Regions from separate parts of the Mus musculus genome. Here region 1 is linked to region 2. Evidence: chromatin loops called from intact Hi-C (ENCODE). Cell type or tissue: heart. All regions are shown on one strand. Links, peaks and the distances in the headings refer to the core of each region. The heading gives the core; the rest is flanking DNA. Region 1 overlaps Glis1 (GLIS family zinc finger 1). Region 2 has its middle 11 kb from the start of Glis1.

Region 1 (11,941 bases), core at 5,202-9,201, 220 kb before region 2:
TAATACACTCTCCCATCCCTCTGCACAGGTCATTCCCCTGAGAAGGAACGAGATACTCAGGGCTCTGGGCCTGGTGGCACAGGCCTATAATCCCAGCTATTCAAGAGGTCAAGTCATGAAGATCACAAATTCCAGTCTTGCATGGACAACTTAATGAGACCGACTCAGAAAGTAAAAAATAAGGGGGCGGGGGGGGTGGCTATAGTATTAGAACACTGGCCTAGCTTGTGTGAGACCCTAGGTCTCTGACTTAGTTTGTGTGAGGCCCTAGGGCACTGGTGGCTGGCAGGAGTCCACAGTTCTCCTCCTAGCAGCCCTGTGCCTGCAAGAGAGCCTTCCTTGGTGTTTTCTTGTGGCCTCCCTAGAGCTGAGACTCTTCTCTTAAGTGAATTGCTTGTGGAAAAAGTTGGGCCTCATCCTGTGTAGCGATGCGCACCCTTCTGGCCGTCCTTTTCCACTAGAGGATGCTCCTTTTTCTCTAATTAGTGTCTAATCTGTCCATTTTCTATCTCCAAGGTGATCAACCAAGAGAAAGGCAGTACCAGAGGAAAAAATAACAGATTAGTCACTTGGGGCTGCAGCCAGACAGGCTGTTAACTAGATTGCATGGCTCTGTCACTACTGGGAGAGCTGTGAGGAAAAAATTCAACCCAGACATTTTTTGTTTCAAATAGAGGTTTCTATCGATATGTATTTCCCATTTACTATGTCCAGTTCAGTGGTTCCAATATTCAGAGTTACTCATCCTCATCACAGGGAATTCTAGAATACTGTCATGGCCTGAAAGGACAGTCACTGGACATATCCAGCCACACCGCTGTCCCTGTGACTTTGCTTAGCTTGGCCTGCCACAGTCACACAATCATGTAGCGTGTGGCCTTTCCTGCTTGCCCTTGTCCCACTTAGCCACTTTTCCCACTTAGTGTCCTCAAGTTTCCCCCATGGCTCACACATGTCTGTCCTTCATTTCTTTTTACTGCTGAATACTATTCCAGCGTGTGGATGTACCACGTCTGCTTACCCTCTCACTGCTGATGCTTAACTTGCCTCCACTCGAGAGCAGTTATGAGCAGCGCTACCATGAACATCTGTGCACAAGATTTTCTGTAAACACACGTTTTAATTTCTTTGGTGTTTTTATTCCACTTCAGAGTAAAATGGCTAGGTCATATACAAACTCTATAATTAAGTTTTTAGGGCACTGCTCAGATGTTTCCGGGTCAACTGCACCATGTCACACTCCTACCAGTGACACCTGACGTCCTGGCTCTCTGTTGTTTGCCAGTACATCTGTGGTGGCCACACTGGTGGGTAGACAGCAATGTCCCCTTAGAATATGTGTGTGTGCATTCCCCTGGTGGCTAATGAGCTAGGGCCACTGTCCATCTGTGAATGTACTTCAGAGCAACAACATTCAAATTATTTACCTGCTTAAAACAGATTTATATTCTGAGGCTAATTTCCTAAAGTTAAGCAATTTAAAACCCTTTTCTCTTGCTCCATGGGTTGCCCCTTCGCTTTCTTGATGGCGTCCTTTGACGCACACAGAGTTTTCACTTTAGTGATGTCCAGCTTATCATTGTCTGTGGCAGGGCTCTTGGCGTGAGATTTAAGATTTAATCGTTGCAATGGCTACCAGGGTCTCCTCTAATATTGTTTCCCAGGAGCTTTATGGTTTTAATGCTTTTATTTGGTCTTTGGTCTGTTTTGAGCTAATTCTTTTGTGTATAGTCAGAGGTCTAACTTCACTCTATTGTGCAAGGGTATGCAGTTGTCCCTGTTTACACAGAGACAATTCTTTTTCCAGTTAATTGTTTGGCATTTGTCAAAAGCCAATCGTCCATGGCAGTGGAGGCTTGTCTTTGTGCCGACCACTCTACCGGACTTTCCTCATGCTCCCTTAACGTCACGTTGGTTCCTCCTGCTTTGTAGTGTGTCTGGAAACCGATGCGGGGACCCTGAGCCCTGTGACTGCTCTTTTGAGACTGCTTGGGTTATGCTATGGCCCGCACACATTTGCATATGGATTTCATGCTCAGATGGTCAGTTTCTGCAAAGAATCCGGCTGAGGTTTGGAGAGGGACTCTTCTGACTGTGGGTCAATCAGGGGAGAGCGATGTGCTGAGAATGGTTGTCTGACCAGTGGATGTGGGATGTCTTCCAACTACTTAGCGATGAGTGCGGTCTTCAGAATGCACTCTGTTAAATTTGTTACCATTTTGTGGGCCACATCAGAAGCAAGGTCTCACTGTCTTAGAACTCCCTATGTACACCAAACTAATCTCAAAATTATAAAGATCCACCTGGCTCTGCCAACCAAGTTTTGGGATAAAAAGCAAAACCATCATACCTAATGATTTCATTTTTTCAATGCTATTTTAAATGATGTTTTTCCTTAATTTCATTTTTGAACTGCTTGTTTCTAGTATAAAACAGTTAACTACTGTGCGTTCTTGTAACCTGCAACTTTGATCAGTCAATTTATTAGCTTTAATAGGTGTATGTGTGTGCCTGTGTGTATATGTGCACACATGTGAATACATGCTACTTAAGATTCCCTACATACAAGAATATATCATAATTTTACCTTTTAAAAATATTATTTATTTAATGTATATGAGTACATCGTCGTGGTCTTCAGACACACCAGAAGAGGGCATCAGATCTCATTACAGATGGTTGTGAGCCACCATGTGGTTGCTGGGAATTGAACTCAGGACCTCTGGAAGAGCAGTCAGTGTTCTTAACTGCTGAGCCATCTTTCCAGTCCCTATAACATAGTTTTATTTGTTTGTTTGTTTGTTTGTTTTAATGTGTCTTTTAACTTATTTTCTTGCCTAGTTTCTCTAGTTAGAGCCTTTTGGACAGTTGTAGAATAAAAAATAAAGAGCAGGCATGCTTGTCTTATTTTTGATTTAGGCAAAGAAAAGCATATGTATTCTCACCAATAAGTAGCATGTTAGCATGGAGAGGGCCTGGCGAGCTCAGAACCCAGGAGACCTGGCCTGGTGTCTTAGTCTCGATTCATAGGCTCCTACTTCCTCCCCAACCTGGGGTTTTGAAGTGATTGTCAAACACTTTGCTTGCAAGAGAGGCTCTGTTGTTAGGAGCAAGGTCTGAAGGTTTGGGAGGTCAAGGTGGGCTCTTGACTATAGATGGCAGTAGGGCGGTGTGACTAGAGAAGAGCCTTGAACTGGAAGTGGTAGCTTTGCCTGTGAGTGTCCTGAGCCTGGGAAATGGCAGCATCCCCAGCTGTCTGTGTCTGACAAGCATTTCTACCCTCCCCCCCTTACTGACCTCTGCGGGGGGGAAATGCTAAAAGGAGTACCCATGTCTGGGCCCATGTCCAGTGGTCGTTAAGAGGGCTCCATGGAGGAGAGTCTATTTCAAGAGCACACCAAGTACACAGAAAGAAATTAGGAGAGAAGACAGAGGTTTGTAAGCTATGGGGAAGCAAGGTCGTGTTGGGGACATGTCTGGTGCTGAGCACTGAAACTCCCCACCAGGGGCCTGGTTTGTGGCCAGGGCAGCTCTCACTCTGTAGGCAAGTAAGGAAGTCATTGGTCCCCGAATCACTAGATGACGGTTGCCTCTTCTCTGCTCTGCCCAAGGCCGGTACACCTAGTTTCTCAGTCCCCCTCAGCACACCCTAACAAAGGCAGAAGAGCACAGCTGGAGTTTGTAAACTGAGCCCCCAGGCTTTGTGTAGACAGGCGGGGGGTGTGCTGACCAGAGAGGCCACCGTTCAAGTCCACATGGGCTAATGTGAGTACTGCCCTGGGAATCTCAAGACCAGTCCTACTGCCGAATGTCCACGCTTCCCCAGGTGAGCTGCAACATTCCTGTCTTGACTGTCCATTTGTGCACGGAGCTTGGTTTGCAGTCACAGGGAGAATGCTAAGGGTGCTTGTGTAAGCAGAAAGACTAATAGTTACATTTGTCTATAACTTAACTACTACATACAGGCCCTCAATGTGATGGCATTGACTCTGCCCACTGAGGGAGGGGACATCATCCCAGCTTCTGGAGCAGAACCCCCAGAGTCAATGAGGTGACTATGAGTCACCAGGGTCTCTGTCAGTGCTTGACTAGCCCAGGATGGGGACTGTGGGGTCCTGCTGTCAGCACATAGGTCTTCATCATCTTTTAGGTTTCCAGAACCTCAGTTTCTCTAGTATTAAACGTAGAGGAGAGGCCTGGAGAGATGGCTCAGCGGTTAGGAGCACTGGCTGCTCTTCCAGAGGTCCTGAGTTCAATTCCCAGCAACCACATGGTGGCTCACAACCATCTGTAATGGGATCTGATGCCCTCTTCTGGCATGCAGTTGAACATGGTAATAGAGCATTTGTATATATAAAATAAATAAGTAGTATATATAATAATTTTTTTAAAAGTAATGCTCTAAGAGTTAGTCTTTATCCTTTCTCGGCCATGGATTCATCATGAAATCAGGCTCAGGGCAGGTGGCTCACACTAACTTTGTCTTGCTTAATGAGGTTGGGTTCAGGCCCTGTGGAGCCTGTGCCTTTGGCAGTCTGTCCTTCATTGGACTTAGGGCCTCTCACCCTAGGGCTGTCCTCCAACTCCCAGTCTTTCTGGTAGAAGACACCCCACTCCTCTTTTGGGGCTCAGGCCGCTGGGGGAGACTGACCGCCAGAGGCAACTGTGTTTGATGACAAAGGTAAGCTGTGAGGATCCTGGCTTGCCTGGGCACTGCCCTCCTGGTTACAGTGGCTCTCCTGATTCACCAGCTTCGCCAGCAGGCGCTCTTGCAGCCCGGTGTAAGGGTCAGGGGCATGGCTCTGTTCAGATGAGGAGCTGAGGTGCTGAGTCTAAGGCAGTTCTCCACAGGTGAGTGGAGGAGGCAGGTTGTGGACTGGGGCGGACTCCCTATCTGGGGTCTACAGACACACAAGGCAGGGGTTCAGAAGCTGGCCAAGGGGGTACTGGGGCATTGCAGCTAGGCAGACAGAAGTTCAATGTCCTGGCTCAGCCATATGCAATCAGGGTGGTTCACTCCATCCTTGTCTTCAGTTCTTACCCAAGATGGAGAGGGCTATTTCTCACATGCTCGACCTGCACTGGGTGGGCGCTTTTGATGGAGCCGTCTGTGTTAGTGATCCCCATTTCCTTGGACCAGAGCCTTTAGGGAGTTCTGCACATGGCCTGGTGGTGCCCAATCAGGGATGGGGCCGCCATAGCTGTAGGAACTCCTTTGCAGTTGTAGTGAAAAGCCATGGAGAGTTAGCGGATTGTTGTTAATATGGGTAAATGGGCCTCCGGGGGGCAAAGTGACACAAGGTCCTTGGGATTCCTCTTCTGCCTTCTCTGATACTCACCTGGCTCAGGTGACTGATCCCGAGGGCAGTGCAGCCAAGCTGAGCAGCAAAGGTGCAGCTGCCAGGGATATAGCGGGATGGAGGCTAGCCAGCTGCCTCCAGGGCCTTGAAGGCTGACCTGCAGTCCCTGGTCAGCACTGCTATCCATTTACTTCAGAGGGCTTTGCTCTTTGGAAATCTGAGATTTGCCCCAGCCCCACCATCTGGGGCTCCAGTCTGCTTGAGAGTCTCCCAGTATAGCCTTCTCCGTCTCTGTGGTTCCTTGCAGGGCTTTGGGGTTGAAGTCAGGGACCCTAGGCTCCTGTGTTTAAAGGCTCGCCTTCTAGGAAGAGGTTGGCATGCCTCTCCCTAGTCTGGCTCTTGTTCAATGTGGACTCAAGTTAATTCAAAGAGGCATTTATTCATGGGATTTATAATATACATGTTTATTTATGACCTAATTGTGACTCTGATTAATAAAAGCTAGTGGGAAAGGCCTATCCAAGAAGCCGATGAACAGACTCACACTTAGCTTTCCCACAGTGTATGAAGCATCAGGCAGAGTATTAAAGAAATATAATATTTTACTGATAGACCTGTCCTTTAAAAGGAACGTGGTTTTGGGTGTCATCATTTTGGTGTGAATCATGTAAGGGTTGGCTGTTTGCTGTTTAATACATTTTAGTGTCAAGAGACGCACTCAGCTGGCTTTCTGCCCACGCATATCGTGTAGTCTGGATTTTTAAGCGACATTAAAGAATAGTTTGTGTAGAGAAACCTCAAGTTGTTGCCTCTCCAGCTGTGCCATGAGTGTATCTGCATATACTCTGGGTATTGTCAGAGGCAGTGGATTTGTGAGCTGTCTGGAACTAAAAATTAGAACAAAATAATTTTCTTGTATTAAAAAAAACCAAAGAGGCATTTATTAAAGACCGACTGTATACTAGGCTGTATGGAACCAATGTGACTATGACAGGATGGTGACTGAGCAAGGGTGAACTTAGCCCCAGTCCCTCTCCCACAAGGCCTCAGCTAAGCTAGCTAGGCGTCTTCAACCTGGAGCTGTCTGCTGCTTTGCTGTTTCTCGAAAACAGTCTCCACGGCTGGGAGTCTAGCTCTGCACATGTTCCTAAGCAGGATGCAGTTGCCCCAGGCCCAGGGCCCCTGGGAATGAATGGAAGGCTTTGGCTGATGGGGACTGGCAGCTCTCTCCTAGTTCCTGTTCTGTTTGCATTTCCCCCAGAGACAGGACCACTTAGAAACCTATAAATGCCTGGCAGGGCCCATGGCCCAGGCGAGTATATAAATCGGGACTTGTAAAAGCCTAATGGTCCCCTCTGGACAGGCGAGAGAGGCGCGTGCCAGAAGTCCTCAGGCGGGTCCGGGGGCTCAAATCCCGAGCTGTCATGTAGACTGACAGGATAGGGCGAGGCAGGAGGGCTGCTGTGGACTTACACTGAATGTTAACACCAGCCAAGTGGCCTCAGACAGTGACTGCCTTCGGCCTCAGTCTTTTTCTCTGCAAAGTAGGTCACAACACTTAGCATATCCAATGGCCTAGAGCTGCATGTGACATTGGGGGTCAGCAGGCATGGGGTGTTTTAGAGTTCTAATGTACTGTCTATGGTGGAGTGGGCTCTTCATGGCTGACCAGGCTAATTGGAACAAGCTCTGTAAAACAGGCTGGCTTCAAACTCACAGATATCTACTTGCCTCTGCCTCCCAAGTGCTGAGATTAAAGGTGTGCGCCACCACATCCTGGTCGATATTCTTTATGGTCCTACTGTGTGTGAGATTCTGTAGGGGTCAGTCATTGTCATTGTTCTCCTCTTCTCCCCCCTCCCTCTTCCTCCTCCTCCTTCTCCTCGTCTTCCTCCTCCTTTTTTCCCTTGGGGTTTGTCTTCTAGCAGAACTTTACCTTGTCAAACCCTACCCTGCCCTGTCCAGCAGAGGGAGCTCCTGAGGTCTAAGAAGCTCTCACTTCATTTCCTACTTTCCATGAGGGTTGTTTGGACAGGGGAAGTGGGAAGAGGCCAGCAGTGAGGGGTGTCTCAGGAACTGCCCTCTGCTTGGATTTCTTGTGGTACAGTAGGTGGGGCCCACTGCCGGATGGTGTGGGTCCTGAGGTAACTCATGGATCCCCAAAGACCATCTAGAATCCTTGGGGGACAGGTACCAGTCTGGGGGGGATCCCTGGGCCTGGTCATAGGGCTAGAGGGTCAGAATGCACAACATCCCAGAGATGCTGGTCTGGCTGAGGAGTCAGTGAATGAAGCCCTGCCCCAAAGCCTCTTCCCCCAACTGTCCTGAGTATGGCTTAGTCACAGAAAGATGATTTCAAACGCTGTTATGTCAGGTCAAAGAAAAAAAATGGAGGAAAGGAATGAGACAATAGGGTGAACTGGAGGAGGTGGACTCAAGGCAGCAAGAAGTGAGGAGGGAGGCATAGGTCAGCATGGCAGCAGGAGACAGTGGGGGCTGTGAAGGGAGGAGAGGACATGTGGAAGAGGGGAATGAGAAGAGGAGGGGGCAGGGTTCCTAGGGAGTCCAGGTAGTGGTAGCAGTGGGGGACAACTCCAGCTGGTTACCTACATGGTCAGGTCTGGGTTGTCCTGGCATTGGACAGACTCACCTCCATTGGTCAAAAGACGCCCCCCGCCCCCACCACCACACAGGGCCTCTGAGCTGTGGCCTGTCCTCCCATGACCTTCCAGCCTACCCTGGGTGACAATGACAGTCCCATCTCCCCACCACTTAGGGTCATGATGTCCCTGGGAGTGGCGACAAGGTAGCTCCCTGGTTCCTTGGTCTGAAGGACAGAGCTGAGGAGTGACCATGATGCCTTGCTTGGCTGAGGAAGGGATCAAAGATGTCTTGGAGATATGGAGAGCCTCCTGTGCTGTGCTCATGCTGAGCCTCTAAGGATGACTGGAATGAATGGGCGGGATGGGGAGGTGGAATCCCAACAACCGTAGCAGTCCCAAGCCCTTGGTGCCCCGTGGAGCTCTGCTTGGTACCTCCATAGCTTGCCTGTCTTCTCTGGTCTGCTTCTAACAGCCTTTGTCTCCTCCTTCTCTGCTCTCTGGAACTAAATGGAATCCAACTGCCAGCACTCTGTGTGTTCCCTGTGTGCTCGGAGCTCAGCCCTTTTCATTATTAATAGAAATATGTCCTCATTGTACAGCTTAATTCTGCTTATCTGGACTGGATTAAGAGCCTACAATGACATGCAGTATTGACTCCTGAGCATCCCTGTTAAAGGAAATTTGCCACAGCCTAATTAGTTCCATAAAAAGTAGGGGAGGGGAGGAGTGGGCAGGGCACCCTGGGTGGGAGTCAGGGGCCCTTTGTGCTGTGTGACTTAGGTTGGTTTTTCCTCACTGAGGCCTGGACTGGGCCTACACTAGGAGGCTAGGGCTGAGGCAGATGTGGGAGGCAGGGAACCCTGAGTTCAAGGGCCCAGCGGCACCCTGGGTGTGGAGCACTGGGTAGCTGCATCACATGGGCGTGTGACTGTACCTTCTCTGTTCCTCAGTCTACACAACGGGACAAGTGGCTCTCTTACGCAAGGACAACTGTGATGAAAGACATTGTTGCAGTCATGGGAGAAGGCAGCTATAAGTTCATCTCATGTTAGCAAGACAACCAGGAGCTGCCTCCAATCCAGGAGTGTGGGATGGATGAAGACTGTGTAATACTGCAAGACGACTGCAGGGGCCCGGGTGTGACCCTGTGAACCATGCTGGTGTTTCATTGGCTACGACACCAGAGGGCCCCGGACTCCCAGAACAGCAGAACATAGAAGAGCAACTGTCTTCTCGACTTTGGGAAGGACTTACATATTGGGGTAACTGAGGTGTCTCTAGATGACAGAGAAGGCCTGAGTATGCCATCTAGCATGGCTGGGTGACCAAGGAGCCTCAGTTTCCCTTCTGAAGAAGGGGGCCACCGAGCTCTTCCCCTCTCACCTCTGCCGTACAGACTGAGCTGGGAATGTATCTTGGTGGCTGCTGCTCAGGGGGCAGAAGACCCTTCCCAGAGCATTTCTGAAGCCGGGGAGAGCTGGTACAGTGGGAGTGAGGAGGGAACTTAGCCCTCTCAGTCTCCTACCGAGTGGGATGCCTGCCTTCGTCTTTTCCTCAGGTGACAATGACATGAAGCCCACTTCTAGGCACTCCCTGCAGACTAGATGGGGTCTGTTGTCTGGGCTGGACACAGAGACAGGAGATTTAGGCAGGCCATGGTGTTCTCAGAACTGGCCTTCTCTATAGGCTGGGGCAACATGTGGGTGTGGGTTCCCCTTGGGCTCAGTGCTCTCTGCACCTAGATAGTCTGTGGGGTGCCTTTTACCTCTTGCTTTACAAGGCTGTTGAGTCCCATGGTGTCCTTGACTTGCATACTGTCTAGACAGCAGAGCCAAAGCTGGCTGAGGGCAGAAGGTAGGAAGGCTGGCTCCATGATCCATCCCCCTCTCCCCCCCCACCCCCCTTCTGTGTATGTGTGGTGCGTATGTAAGTATGTATGTATGTACGTATTTGTCTGTCTCTGAGTACCTCTCAGACTCTCTGTACCTCTGCCCTGGGACTATCTCCGCCTAGCTTGCTGCCTTGGAACTGGCCTGGGGTCTGTAAGGACCACTGTATAGGATCGGAGAAGAGGGTTTCCATCACCATAGCTGTACCCAGGGCCTCTTGTGCACAGGGCTCTTCATTGCATTCCCCTCAGATCTTCTGGGTCTCAAAGTAGAACCAAGCCTTCATGTCTAGTTTCCAGTTTTTAATGTTTTTCTTGTAAAACCAAAAATATAAAACTTGCAGGGCGGCGGAAAAGAGGTCCTGTACATTGTATATACACGAGGTCTGTGATTTGAGAACCTTATGGAGAGAGAGGAAGACACAGCCATGGGGCTGTCAGAGGGCCATAGCTCCTGGCAGGCAGCTCTGGACCAGACAGCCCTCCAGGTAGGGAAGTACCCTGTGGTGTGGCCTTGCTGCCCCGTGTGGGAAGCACCAGCAGATGGCAGGTAGGTGAAGTAGCTCAGGAGCCAGGCAGGCAGGCAGAGCAGCGCCCCTTCCTTCAGGTGTCAGTGTAGATGGACGGGATGTGACTCAGACAGTGGTCAAAGGCCCCATTGGGGAAGAAGCCACAGTCCTCAGGACCACTAGGTACCAGGTCTTCAGCTGGCTGTGGCTGCAGCGCTGGGGGACACGGCGTTTCTGCCAGGGTCTCGTAGCCTGTGCACAGAAAGCAGGGGGTCAGAGGGGGCGGTGCCAGAGGCTGGCATGTGGCCCATCTGGGGCCTCTCCTGTTATGTTCCTTTTATGGGGCTTAGAGGTGGGGGTGCTGATGATCTGGGTGGAGAGGAGACATGGGGGTCTTGCACTCCAAAGGGGCCAGGGAAGCTGGGAAGACAGGCAGACTGGCTTGGCATATCCTTCCCCAGTATTTGACTGGTATAGACAGAAAGAGAGAGGGAATAAGGAGAGACAGGGGTGGGGGAAAAGGATGGAGAAGGGGGGAACACCGTAGTTTCTACTCTTAGAGGGTTTGGGAGAAGGAACCCAGCTGCCTATTCTTCCAGCCCCCCCCCCCCCGCCCCCAGACTCAAGAGGGAAGGGAGCATTCCTGAAACCTAGTAAGTGATCATTAAGACCAATTAAGTTAACTTCACAGCAGTTCAGTGACATGGGGCTTACTATCTTTATGGTGAAAAGGTGGGCTCAGAGAGGGGCAGATGTCTAAGGTCACACTGCTAGTAAGTAGGGGGCTGGCACTTAAATGCAAGTCCACTTGGCCCTAGGGACACCTGGCTTTTCTGGAAGACATGCTGCTTCCAGAGTGAGGTCACCGCTCAGGGTTTTTGCCTTGAAGCAGAGACCTGAGAGGATCATCCCAGCTAATGTCTAGTCCCTGAGCTGCTGTCATGATTTTATGTGGCTTTGGTAAGTGGGTCTCAGTCTCCTACAGCTATGAAATGGGTATGGGGTGAACTGTCCTGAAGCCTTTTGGCCCACATATTTGTTCATCCTGGGATTATTAACATTTTAATGGGCAGTGGCTAGCTAGCCGTGAGGCAGTCAAATACAGTTGGAATAGGTGCTGGGTACAGACAGGAAGAGGCCCCTCTCCATTCTAATGTCAGACTGCTAAGTTAATAAATCCCCCCTGGGTTGGGGCTGGGAACACAGGATGGTGGCAATGAATAGTATAGGCACAGAGTGGGTAACTAATCACAGAGGTGGCCTGCACACAGCCTTGTCATGTATATGTGTGGCTCATATATAGCCACAGATGTATGTTCATTGTACTCAAACACAGGTCCATGTACATACAAGCTCAGCAACCTGAAGCAGCTCCACATGTACATGTATGTTCATGTATGTATGTCTGTGGAGTTAGATGTGAGTCTCACATGTGCGTGTGCATGTATGTTCATGTATGTCTATGGAGTTAGATGTGAGTCTCAGGGTAGGTAACGATGTGAGAGAGGTATGTGAACGTCAGTACAACATAAGAATACACGCATATGCCATGGGTAATCCTCAAAATGCCTGGAACCACCTGGGCCAGCCCTACATGCATACAGATGTGCTCCACAAAATGGCAAGGGAGAACACAGACAC
Region 2 (11,941 bases), core at 4,938-8,937:
GATTAAATTTGGGCTACATGGAGAGACCCTATTTCAAACAAACCTCCCCTTGTAAGGAAAGAGAGACAAGCCAGGCAGTGGTGGCGTACACCTTTAATCCCAGCACTTGGGAGGCAGAAGCAGGCGGATTTCTGAGTTCGAGGCCAACCTGGTCTACAGAGTGAGTTCCAGGACAGCCAGGGCTACACAGACAAACCCTGTCTTGAAAAACAAAAAAACAAACAAACAACAACAACAAAAACATGGGCTGGAGAGATGGCTCAGTGGTTAAGAGCACTGACTGCTCTTCCAGAGGTCCTGTGTTCAATTTCCAGCAACCACATGGTGGCTCACAACTATCTGTAATGGGATCTAATGCTCTTTTCTGGTGTGCCTGAAGACAGCGACAGTGTACTCACATACATTAAATAAATAAATAAATAAATAAATAAATAAATAAATAAATAAATAAATCTTTAAAAGAAAATGTAATTTAAAAAAACTAAAATAAAACGTGCCTGAGTTCAAAGTCAGGGCTTCTATTACTAACCACACTGTGGACAGTTACCAGACATGGCCCAGAGCAAGGATTCTGTAGTGGCTGTGACTGTGAAGCCAGCTAGACGGGACAGGAACAAGCCCATCTCTAGTTCCTGAACGCTACCCCTGCCAAAGAGAAGTGGCAATATCTGACCTCACAGGGCTGCCAGAGACGTCCTGCAAATGCAGAAAATATAAACAAGCCAGAGAATGAGAGCTGGTTAATATTAATAAGGCACTTCCCACTGCCACCATTCTGGAGTCTAATGAAGATGTGTGTGTGTGCATGGTCTCTGCCCATAGGCAGCACTGGCACACACTTTTGCTGCTGCATCAGGAATTCTCATGGGCTCTGGGTATTTGGACCAAGGTCCTCAAGCCTGCATAGCACGCGCTTTGCCCACTGAGCCATCTCCCCAACACCAAAGATGCTCTTAAAAGTAAAATACGGATGTCAGGCGTGGTGGCGCACGCCTTTAATCCCAGCACTCAGGAGGCAGAGGCAGGCAGATTTCTGAGTTCGAGGCCAGCCTGGTCTACAAAGTGAGTTCCAGGACAAGCTGGGCATGGCAGCATGGGCCTGTGATCTCAAAGCTAGGGAGGCTGAGACCGGAGAAACCCCAGGGGCAGGGAGGCAGCAGTTTGCAGACCAGCTAGTGTAGACGATCAGTAAGTCCCAGCTTCAGCTCCAGTGAGCTACCTTGTCGGAAAAGACAAAATGAAGAGCAACAGAGGAAGACATTGATAGTGACCTGACACACATACATGAGGAGAACTGTAACAGGGGAAGACATTGATACACATGCCTGTACACACACATACACACAGAGGGGAAAAATCTGTAATAGAGTAAGACTCTGATATTTTGACCTACACACACATACACACACTCACACATACACAGGGAGCGGAGGAGGGAGAGAAAACTGTAACATCTCTTTATTAGTCACAGTTATAAAATGCTACCAAGGATGTTTTAGATAAAAGGTATGTATACATGATAAGAGACTAAGAACTAGTTTAGGACTAGAGGGAACTTTCTGATTAAAAAGGACTCAACAAAACAAACAACAAAACCCACCAAAACTACAGCCACTATCACACATGAACACTGCACTGAGTGTAAAGACGATCTACTTTCCCCTAAGATCAGGAACGGGCATTCTTCAGCAGCATCCTGGGAGCTCTAGCAAGTACAGCAAGGCCAAGAAAAACGTAAGAATTCAAGTTGAATAGGAAAAAGAAATAAAGTCTCTATTGACAGATGACACGCATGATTATCTATACAGAAAATCCCATGGACTCTCAGAAAAGAAGCCTGCATGGCCTAGGGAACAGAATGGGCAAAGTGCTCGCCACACTTTTATAAGCATATGACTTCTGCTCCCCAGAACCCACATATGAAGCCAGGCATGACACACACCTACAATTCCAGGGCAGAGAGGGAGAGAGGGGAGGAACCCAGAAGAAGCCTGATAGCCAACAACAGTCCAGCTAATTAGTGAGCTCCAGGTTCAGTGAGAAAGCCTGCCTCAAGAAATAAGGTAAAGAGCAGTGGAGGAGGACACCCAATGCTGACAAGCCTTGTCTGGACACTTACCATGCTCCAAGCATCATTCTAGGTTCCAGAGATAGACAGTGTTTCCAACTGATGGTGCACACAGGTATTCAGATAGTCATACAAATGGATGGCTAATCACAACAAGACCTGAGGGAGAAATGTTCCATGCTGAGGAGATATGAGACAGAGAGGGAAACCCCATCTAAAGGGCAAAGGACTGTCTTCGCCCCATAGAGGCGAAGGCTAAGCTAGAACCTCCGAGGATAAAAATCTCAGGCTGTGGAGCTCACAAGTTCCATAGAGAATGTGTCCACAGGCCCTGAGGCTCAGGGACATGTCAGATCCCTTCCAGGCAGCAGAGGTGTGAGTGGAATGGGGAGTAAGGGCAGCAGGACACCACATGACACTGAGGGAGGGGAACCGGCCAGGTCCTACAGGCACAGGACTGTAGGCTGGAGACAGACACCGTCAGATCTGTTCTGAAAATAGTAGCCCCAGCTGTCGTGTAGAAAACGGCAAGAGAAAGAGGCAGGAGTGGGTGTGGGAAGAGTAGGCAAAGGGCCAAAGAGGAGCCAGGACTGGGCACCGGATGATGGGAGAGATGGGAGACAGGTCTGGGAAGCGGGCGAGGTTTAGAATGCAAACTTGACACGCTGGACCACGGGGGAGAGGGGAAGAGGGGCTGGGTGGGCCAGAGCATTCTTCATCCCTAATAGCGGTTTGCAGAAGCAGAGATGTCATAACCAACAGGCTACCAAGTCAGATTCCTTCCTCCTGCTCATTACTTGCTGCTGCTTTGCTATAGAACGTTTAATTGGTTTTCAGCAAGCCACTGTGTTCACAGGGAAAACAGAACAAGACAATGCAAAATGCACATCAAATGCTGCTAACAGAGACAGTAAGTTTTGACAGCTTGAAAAATTCCGAGGGACCATCAGAGCTACCTATAAAGGAGAAGGGGGCCCGTGGGGGTGCAGCCCTGCCCCTGTGGCAGCTACCTTCACACAGCCGACTGCAGATAACTATAGACCTTCAATCCAGACACCAATGCAATGGCAAAATGAGCTCCAAAGACTTGGGCTGGAAAGCAGCAGGCCAACGCTCAGGCCAATGCTCAGGCCAACACAGGCTTGACCCTAACATACTATGATCTTCCCGTGTCATGCCCTGTCTCCCGCTGAAACAGGCTCTTCAAATCCTCAGGCCTAGAATGACTTCCACTGGCTGCCCCACCCCTAAGACTCCTAAAGGCCACTTCCCAATGCACCCTGCTTTCCCATCCCTGCCCCAAGCCAAGCACACACAACCTCTGCCCTTACTCCTTTCTGGGACTCTATCCTCATCTGCCATCTAAGAATACTTGCTTCCTGTCATGTTACAAACCTGTGTGCGCCTTCGCTGTGTTACTGATACTAAACCAAACCACCCCGGGAGGCAAGACTGCTGTAACATGGCAGCTACACAGCAAACTGGTTCATGAGGTCAAAAAGTAGGTCACTGAGGCTGCGCCCAGGCCTCTATGAGCGAGCAGACCAGATGAGTCACGCCCGCTCAGTTTTCTTCTTAGTTACTCAATGAGCATCTACTCTCCGTAGGGCGCACAGCACTGCCGTGCCTATGCACTTTTCTCAGGCACATCTTAGTCCTCTCTGCACGCACAAAGCATTCTCAAAACAAGAACGAAACCCTATTCAACAGTAAGTCTGACTACAAAATTACAAAATCTATTACAAAACCAGCTTTAAAGCATTTGAAAAAAAACTTTTTTTTTGTTGGGTTGTGGTGACACATGCCTTTAATCCCAGCACTTGGGAGGCAGAGGCAGGCAGATTTCTGAGTTCAAGGCCAGCCTGGTCTACTGAGTGAGTTCCAGGACAGCCAGGGCTACACAGAGAAACCCTGTCTCAAAAAAAAAGAAAAACCTTTTTCTTTCTCCCCACTCTTCTCCCCCATAGGTCCTTGCTATGTTGCCCAGAGTGGCTTCAAACTCATGAGTTCAAGTGATCTTTCTGTCATAGCCTCCCCATAACTGGGACTACAGGTACAGGCCATCACAATGGCTTGATAGACATCTTCTTGCAAAACCTTTCTCTCCAACACTTATCTCTTTTATTAAACTCTGTATCTGCCCTCTGTACACAAAGCCCAAGGACTTATTCATAATGTTACAGTTAAAAGTGATCTTCCGAGCTGTTCATGCCAATTCCTTGATTTTGCTGTGGAAATGGAGGTTTAGTGGAGTGGGAACCTCAGCTCAAGGTCACGAAGCTAGCCGGTGCTAGAGATGAGACAGGAACTCACTTCTGAATTCTAAGAAGAGCTGATGCCCACCTTGTTCGTTCTTCCGTCTTCTCAAGTAATAAAACACAACTATATTAAGGGATGGCATACAACCTCTAAAAGACATTTCCCAGACTCTTGTCATCAAATATGGCCATGTGACTCCACTATGGCCAATGAGACAAGAGTGTAAGCATATGTATTTTCAGGCCTGCTTAGGAAAGGAGACTAATCCTTCCATCTCTCTCCTCCTTGCCTAGAAGGAGCCTGAATCCTGGACAGCTCAGGGAATCCCATAACAGTACCAATAGCCTAGCCCGATTTTTTTTTTAATGAAAGAAACATGCGATTTCTGCTCCTTAGACACCACCATTTTGTTGTTGCTGTTGCTTCAGGAATATGCAACCAAAGATGACTAACTACTTAGCCCCCTACCCTGCTCCCTACAAACCTGTTCCTTCAACCAGCCAAGCTGGACAAATCCTTAGAGTCAATACTAACAATTGCATCTCCTTCACACCTGCATCCATTAACCATTCCACTAGCAATTCTTGTCAATGGTCCCCAGAAGAGACCAAATCTGCTATTTCTCTCCCTGAGAACTGAAACATCAGAGGCTGAGCCAGGAGGATCGTCAGCAAGTTCAGGGGCAGCCTGGGCTACAGACTAAGATCTTTTCTTAAAAACCAGAGGAATAAAAACTAAGACAATATAATTTTATATTGTAAGAATAACTTTGATGGCTAACAGCAACACAAAACACAAAAAGATCTGAAGACTAATGACCAGCAGTGTGCCAGGCCAATATGGGAGAGTCTGAAATCCAAAGCACTATTTTAGCAGCTACCAAAACACAATACTTTTTTCCAGGAAAAGGGTCAAGCTGCCCACTTGCTACCCAATGGTGACCTAGCTGTCCTCATAGGTCTCTCTAGCTTCAAGGAACATCCACTTATTAACTTTACAACATGAACATATAAAGCCTACTAGGGCAAACTGGTCTTTCCATTTCATCAACAAATAATTTCTTTTTGAGTAGGAAGCTTGAGTAAATAATCCTTAAAATCCTGAAAAGAAAATACAAAGTCAAGCTACTTCTATGGTTTTGCTTCAAGAATGCACACTTCTCAGGCCAGAGAAGCCTAGAAAATGGCTCTGCTCAGAAAAGCACTTGCCACATAGGCTTGACTACCTTAGCTCAATCCCCGGAAATCATGGTGCAAGGAGAATGACCCCTGAACCATGTCTGCTGACCTCCGCCTGTTCACATGCACGGGCCTGCACACTCACACACACACACACTCACACACACACACACCATGCATACCACACATACATACACATACCATACACACATCATATACACTACACATACACATACACCCACACACTATACACACACACATATGTACCATACATATAAACACATATACACTATAAACACCATGCACACATAACACACATACACAAAGCATACACACACACCACATACACATCATACGCACCACACATACACATATACCCACACACTATACACACACCAGACACATAGACACCAGGCCCGGTGGTGCAGGCTGAGACAAGAAAAATTCAAGTTCAAGGCTAGCCTGAATTACAGAGCCAATTCAAGGCCAGCCTCAGCACTTTAATGAGACTCCGTCTGACAATTAGAAGTGAACTGGAGGAATGTCTTCTTTGGTGAAGTGTTTGTGTTACAAGCATGAGGACCTGAGTTCCAGTCCCAAAATCCATATAAAAATGCTATGTAGCCATCAACTCACCCAGCTCAGCATAACTGGTAAGCTCCAGGCCAAAGAGAAACCCTATCACAAAGGAAGTGGACCGTGTTCCCGAGGATGACAGCCACCGCTGTCCTCTAGCCTCCACACAAATACCCCCATACACACGCACAATAAAGTAAATAAGAAGTAAGACCTAGGGCTGCGGCGTAGTCAGTGACAGAGTGCTTACCTAGCATGCACACGGTCCTTTAACCACCAGGCGCTTTTGTTTTTGATTTTGATTTTTAAGCGATGGGCTTAAAAGCACTTACTGCTCTTCCAGTGAACCTGACTGACTTCAATTCCCAGCTCTCACAACAGACAATTCACAAATGCTTTTAACTCCAGCTCCAGGGGATATGATGCCCTCTTCTACCTTCCAAAAGCACACACACGCCCATAGGTAAAAATAAATGTTTCTAAAGTGAAAAAAGAATATACATACTTTATACAAGCTGTGTGGTTGTTGTTTGAAGCCACTGAAATATTCCTTTGGTAAAAATAATTCCATAATGGTTAAGCACTTAGTTTTGAGCACAGATCTCCCTGTATATGGATCCACACCATAGATCATTTCACTTCTCCCCACCGGCTTGCCCAAAGTGGCCCAAGAAGCCTGAAAGGCAGACAGGCTGCATACATAAAGCTGTGCGTGCAGCCGGCAGAGCACAGGCCTGCCGGGCAGTAGTAGGTGCTTAGTAAGTGGTCACTATTCTCACTGTGTAAGCGGTGGCCTAGAGAGGGCTTCTCAAGCCAGCTCTACGTTTCAACACAATGTTTATGAATAACTCACTTTGTAAAGTACTTGGGAATCAGGGAGAAAAAAAAAGAATGAATTTTTTTTAAAAAGTTCACTCTTGCAAACAAAAGAGGCATGTGGACTATGGAAAACTGTCCCTCGGACCACTCTGAAATAGTGACCTCTGCTGGCCAGTGGAAACAAGTTTCCCAAGCACCTCTTCCCAAGATTGAGCAAGGGGTGAGTCTACCAAGATCTAGTCCTTGTCGCTGGAACAAACACCAGGTGTTGCATTACAAGGGACAGAAATCTTCACAAGGGTTACCACGATGTAATTGCGATGTTAACAAAATTAAAGGCCAGCCTTCCCATTGGCTCATCCACCCAGAAGGGTCTTTTTTTTTTTCCCCTGCAAACTCCATGGTCTCCTATTTTTAAAATACCATAATTGCATGCAAATGTTATAGCAGAAAAACAACAACACAAGGGGCATTAAAAATCAATCTTCCATGTAAGCCTCAGATTTTCCAGCATGAAGATCCAAGCGCAGAAGTGGTGACAAATGTGGAGAAAGCGGTGAAAAAACGTCAGAATGCATCATTAGGAACGTTACCCAAGGAAGGAAGAGCCCAGGGAGCGCGTCTGACTCAGCGGGAGTGAACAGCTCACTACAAAGGCCGCTGCCTCGCAACCCCCTTAACACAGGGCCCAGAAACCCCGCTAGGAAGCTGTCGGGACCCCTTTCTTCAGGCAGAGTCCGTTGGCTGAGATGTTTACATATAAAGCACACGCGCATCTCCTAAGGTGTGGGGTCAAACAGGAGCTGTAAACTTGCGTCACAGGACAGTGTGCTTTTTGGTATCCACTGTATTAATACTTTTGTTTGCTTGTTTGTTTTTTAGTTAATTTCTGGCCGTGTTAAAATGGAAATTTCCTATCATAATCAACCTTCTGCCTTCTCCTAAGCAAACAGGAAAACGGACCGTGCCCCTTGCCCCAATGAGCTTCACTCGATTCCTTATCACCAAGTGTTCACGTTCAGAAACACGGAGTCTGAGTCCTTGGGTCAGCGACATCCCTAACAGTGCCGAGTTTAAGTCTGATTAAGGAGCAACCATGTAAAAAAGGCACTGGGGATATGAATTAGCCACGGTCCCTGAACCCAAGGAACTCACAGACCGGAAGAGAAGCCCCATGATGACCGTGGCTCCGGCACTGCAGAGGTAGGCTGCAGCGAGCACGGTTACTCTAGGTGTTTGAAGTCATACATAACCCATTCATGTCAAGCCTTTCTTTTCTAATATATGCATTTAGAGAAATCTCGCATGTTTCAACATAATCACTCACTGAAAAGGAGTTTTCTAACATCTACCATTATTTTCCTCTTGGGCTGTGGGTGATTTAAAAGTATCTTTCCTAATTTCAAAACAAGGAAAACTCTTATCATTTGGATCTACCTTGATTGCCTTACGGAGATACTTCAATTTGTTTGTTTATTTATTGAGACAGGGTTTCTCTGTGTAGCCCTGGCTGTCCTAGAACTCACTCTGTAGACCAAGTTAGCCTCGAACTCAGAGATGTGTCTGCCTCTGCCTCCTGAGTGTTGGGGTTAAAGGCTTACCATACCAGGTGAGACATACTTTTAAGTTATTTTGATCCTTAGAAACTGCTTGAGACTTGCTTTAGAAGCAGTATGAACATTCTACACGAATGCCAATGGCTATTCTTCTCCAGGCGCTCCTTGTGTGGACAGCAGGTCCTCTCCCAATTGCACCACGCAAACATTCTAAATGTTGACTTCTAAAGTCTAGTCCTGTCTAGAACTGGAAGATATTGTGTCTTATTCTAATTACCTTTTTCCTTGTAATTTTGTTAGACTCCACGTATTTTCCCGCCTTGAGGCACTATGTACATCAAAGTATAGAAACCTTACATACTCGACTCACTCACATGATTCAAATCAACACATTCCAGAAGCTCAGAAGTCGCCTCATTCCTTTCCAAGTCAGCACACAGCCTCTCCCCTGTCGCCATCCCGACTTCTGTGACCATGAACTGTCACCTTCTCTTGAAACTGTGTACAGAGGCATGGCTTGTGTTTCCTTGTCTCAATGCTTCCTTCCTTCACAGTCACGCAGCTTGCTCTTTGGAGGACTATTGGCACTGCAAGATTAGTTGACACAGTGTGGCACACCTATAACCCCAGGGTGGCACTTTCTAAGCTAGCCTCAACTAAAAAGGGAAATGGTGTTTCCAAGAAATAAGGGTTGGGCTATGGTGGCACCCACCTTAATCTTATGGTGGCTTACCACCTTATGGTGGCTGGTAATCCCAGCCCTTGGGATGCAGAGGCAGGTGGATCTGAGTTTGATGTCAACCTGGTCTACAAAGTTCCAGAACAGCCAGGGCTACACAGAGAAACAACAAAGAAAAAAAAAGAGGGAGAGGGGGAGGAAAGGAGGGAGGGAGGAAGGAAGGGAGGGAGGGAAGGAAGGGAGAGAAGGAAGGAAGGAAGGGAGAGAAGGAAGGAAGGAAGGGAGGGAGGGAAGGGAGGGAGGGAGGGAGGGAGGGAGGGAGGGAGGGAGGGAGAGAAGGAAGGAAGGAAGGAAGGAAGGAAGGAAGGAAGGAAGGAAGGAAGGAAGGAAGGAAGGAAGGGAGAGAAGGAAGGAAGGACACACATGACCAGAAGCAAGACCATGACTGCCAGCTAAGGTTAGTCTTCTTGACCAAGTTGAGGCCAGCCAGGGCTACATACTCAAACCCCGCATTTGAGCGTATTGGGGAAGTTCTGTTGCAAGCATCTTGTGGAGACGGCTTTTGGAGAGGAAAGCCCTTTATATTCTTGGGCAAGTGCTAGTTGATGGAACTGAAAAGCCCTGTTCAGTGTCAGATCTCATTTTTTCATTCCTTCCAACTTTATGAGTTTTAATTTCTGCATGGGTCAGCCGTTTTCGGGTAGGTCTGTAAAGTATCTCACACAGTTCCAAGCTGCATATCCCTAAGGCCAGTGCTGAACACCCATCTTCCCTTGAGCCAATGAGATAAACTGTGGCTCTCAAGGCTGACTCATCTTTGCTAATATTTTTTGTATTTTGGGGCTGTTACCAGGTGTATTATTATTATTTAATGACACTTGGATATATAAAGGGGCATTTCTATCTTTTCCTGGCCTTTTATCTCCAGCATATCTAGCCCCGTACTTTTTACAGGTGTCTTGCTAACAGCAAACCGAATTTTAAACTGTTTAATTCTGGTTTTTGCTTTTTGTTTTTGTTGTTGCTTTTTGAGTCAGGGTTTCTCTGTGTAGCCCAACTGTCCTGGCACTCACTCTGTAGACCAGATTAGCCTTGAACTCTGAGACCCACTTGTCTCTGTCCCCTGAGTGCTGGGACTAAAAGCATTATGGTTGCTTTATGATCTTTTAATTTCATTCTTTCTCATTTATATTCTTTTAGTGATTATCCTTAAATTACAGTGCACATCTTGTAATATATCAAAGCCTACCACACTGGACACGGTGGCAAAGGCTGAGGTCCAAGGCACTTAGGAGCTTGAGAAGAGCCGACTTACACAGCAGGACTCTTATCTTACAGACAGCAGGAAGCCCTGAGAGCATTTTCACTCCGGAATGCTGACTTACCTTTGTATGTACAGGCCACTTCTCTACATACTCAAAGCCTGCGGAGATGCTGTGTTCAAGTCAACGCTCATGCTTAGCTTCCCTCAGCTTTTCCTGCTTCCTTCACCATCTTCCCATTTTCCAGGGGCTGAGGGGTAGGTGTGGGCGCGGGGAAGCTACCTCCTAGGTGAGTTCACGTAAGAACTTCTGGTTTTGTATGGAATGTGTTTACACCACCATGCTTGAAGATAAATGCTGAGTATGGGTCCTGGAGATGCAGCTCAGTTGTAGAGTGCTTGCCTAGCACACACAAAGCCTTAGGTTCAATCCTAGCACCACATAGGTGCTCCATGGTCTCAGATGCCTGTAATCCCAGCAGTGGGAGGTGGAGGCAGACAAAAAGTTGTAGGCTATCCTAAGCTACTTGTCTCAAAAAAAAAAAATGTTGAATATGGAATTCTGGGTTAGTAAACTCCGTTCAGGACTAGTTTTTTGTTGTTTTCCTAGAACTTCTGTGGCTTTTTCAAATGTTGTTTGTATGAACAAAAATGAATTCTGTGAACTCTGTGTATTCCCATGGTTTCCAGTTCTCTCCTGAATTCTAATTTCACTGAGGAATCTTATTTACTTTGGTATGTCTGACAGCTCCATTGGGAAGCCCTCTGCACCTCTGACAGCCTGTTGATTTTGTTGGTTCTTACTCCGTCTTCCTGTGCCTGGTTACTGTGAACAGTGAATGCTGTGTTTGAACTGTTGCTTGTGGGAATCAGTTTTCCTCCAGAGGATTCACGATCGCTTCTTCAGGAACCTGGAGGGTGCAGGTAGAGATCGTTTAATTCAGCTTGACAACTCCAGTCTTCCTTGGTATCCTTTTGCAAAAGGACATACAGGTTACTTTTTGAAGGCCCTGAGTTCCAAACTTTGTCTCATATCCCGAATCTCTGGGCCCTGTCTCCACCTTGCTCTTATCAATGGAGGTAGTGGGCGTCTCAGAAGCCACACTAGCCCGATCATGACCTATGGTCTTGCCTCAAGAATAATCAGACACTTGATCCACTTGGACCAATTGCCTTCCGTTAGGAATTCGGCTGGCATTCAGGAGCAGCTGGTCAGTTTCCATTACATGTTAGCTCAGGAACTAGAGGGCAGCTGAGGGAGGAGAAAGCCAGGCAGCAGGACGAGAGAAGCAAGCAGAGTACCAGAAACTGGCAGTGCTTGAGTTCTTCAGGGGACCAAGATGTGATCTATCCTTGGGCTCACTGACACGTGCTGTGCCTAGAGGATCAACTTTTCTGTTTTTATACCATTTGGGGGTGGAAACTGTCTTGTAGCCAGGAGTAATGATACTTGTGAGGAGGGAACCAATGAACGGAGACAAAAGAATAAACCAATCAAGAGTCAACATGGCTTCAATAAGCCATCAAGTGAAATGCTTGTGACTG

The links. A loop is a pair of places that touch in the nucleus more often than their neighbours do. Peaks named below come from ENCODE experiments on the same cell type or tissue, not always from the same donor. Only the 100,000 strongest peaks of a DNase experiment are listed, where the experiment ranks them.
Region 1: it touches region 2 in a loop (2.8-fold over the local background); 2 of 42 quality-filtered maps call a loop at or near these places.

Annotation. Positions count from the first base shown.
Region 1 is chr4:107,633,200-107,645,140 of GRCm38, reverse strand. Glis1 (GLIS family zinc finger 1) reads right to left here. Exons shown (of 11, transcript NM_147221.2): 11 at 10,082-10,552. The coding sequence ends at 10,395. Among named protein-coding and RNA genes, the nearest start is that of Gm52673, 13 kb to the right of the region's middle. In heart, for the core only: a CTCF peak has its summit at 7,268 (motif pointing right); no DNase peak of the experiment used is centred there; H3K27me3 peaks cover 476 bases.
Region 2 is chr4:107,417,485-107,429,425 of GRCm38, reverse strand. It overlaps a transcript of Glis1 not described here. Among named protein-coding and RNA genes, the nearest start is that of Glis1, 11 kb to the left of the region's middle. In heart, for the core only: a CTCF peak has its summit at 7,066 (motif pointing left); no DNase peak of the experiment used is centred there; H3K4me3 peaks cover 924 bases; H3K27me3 peaks cover 577 bases.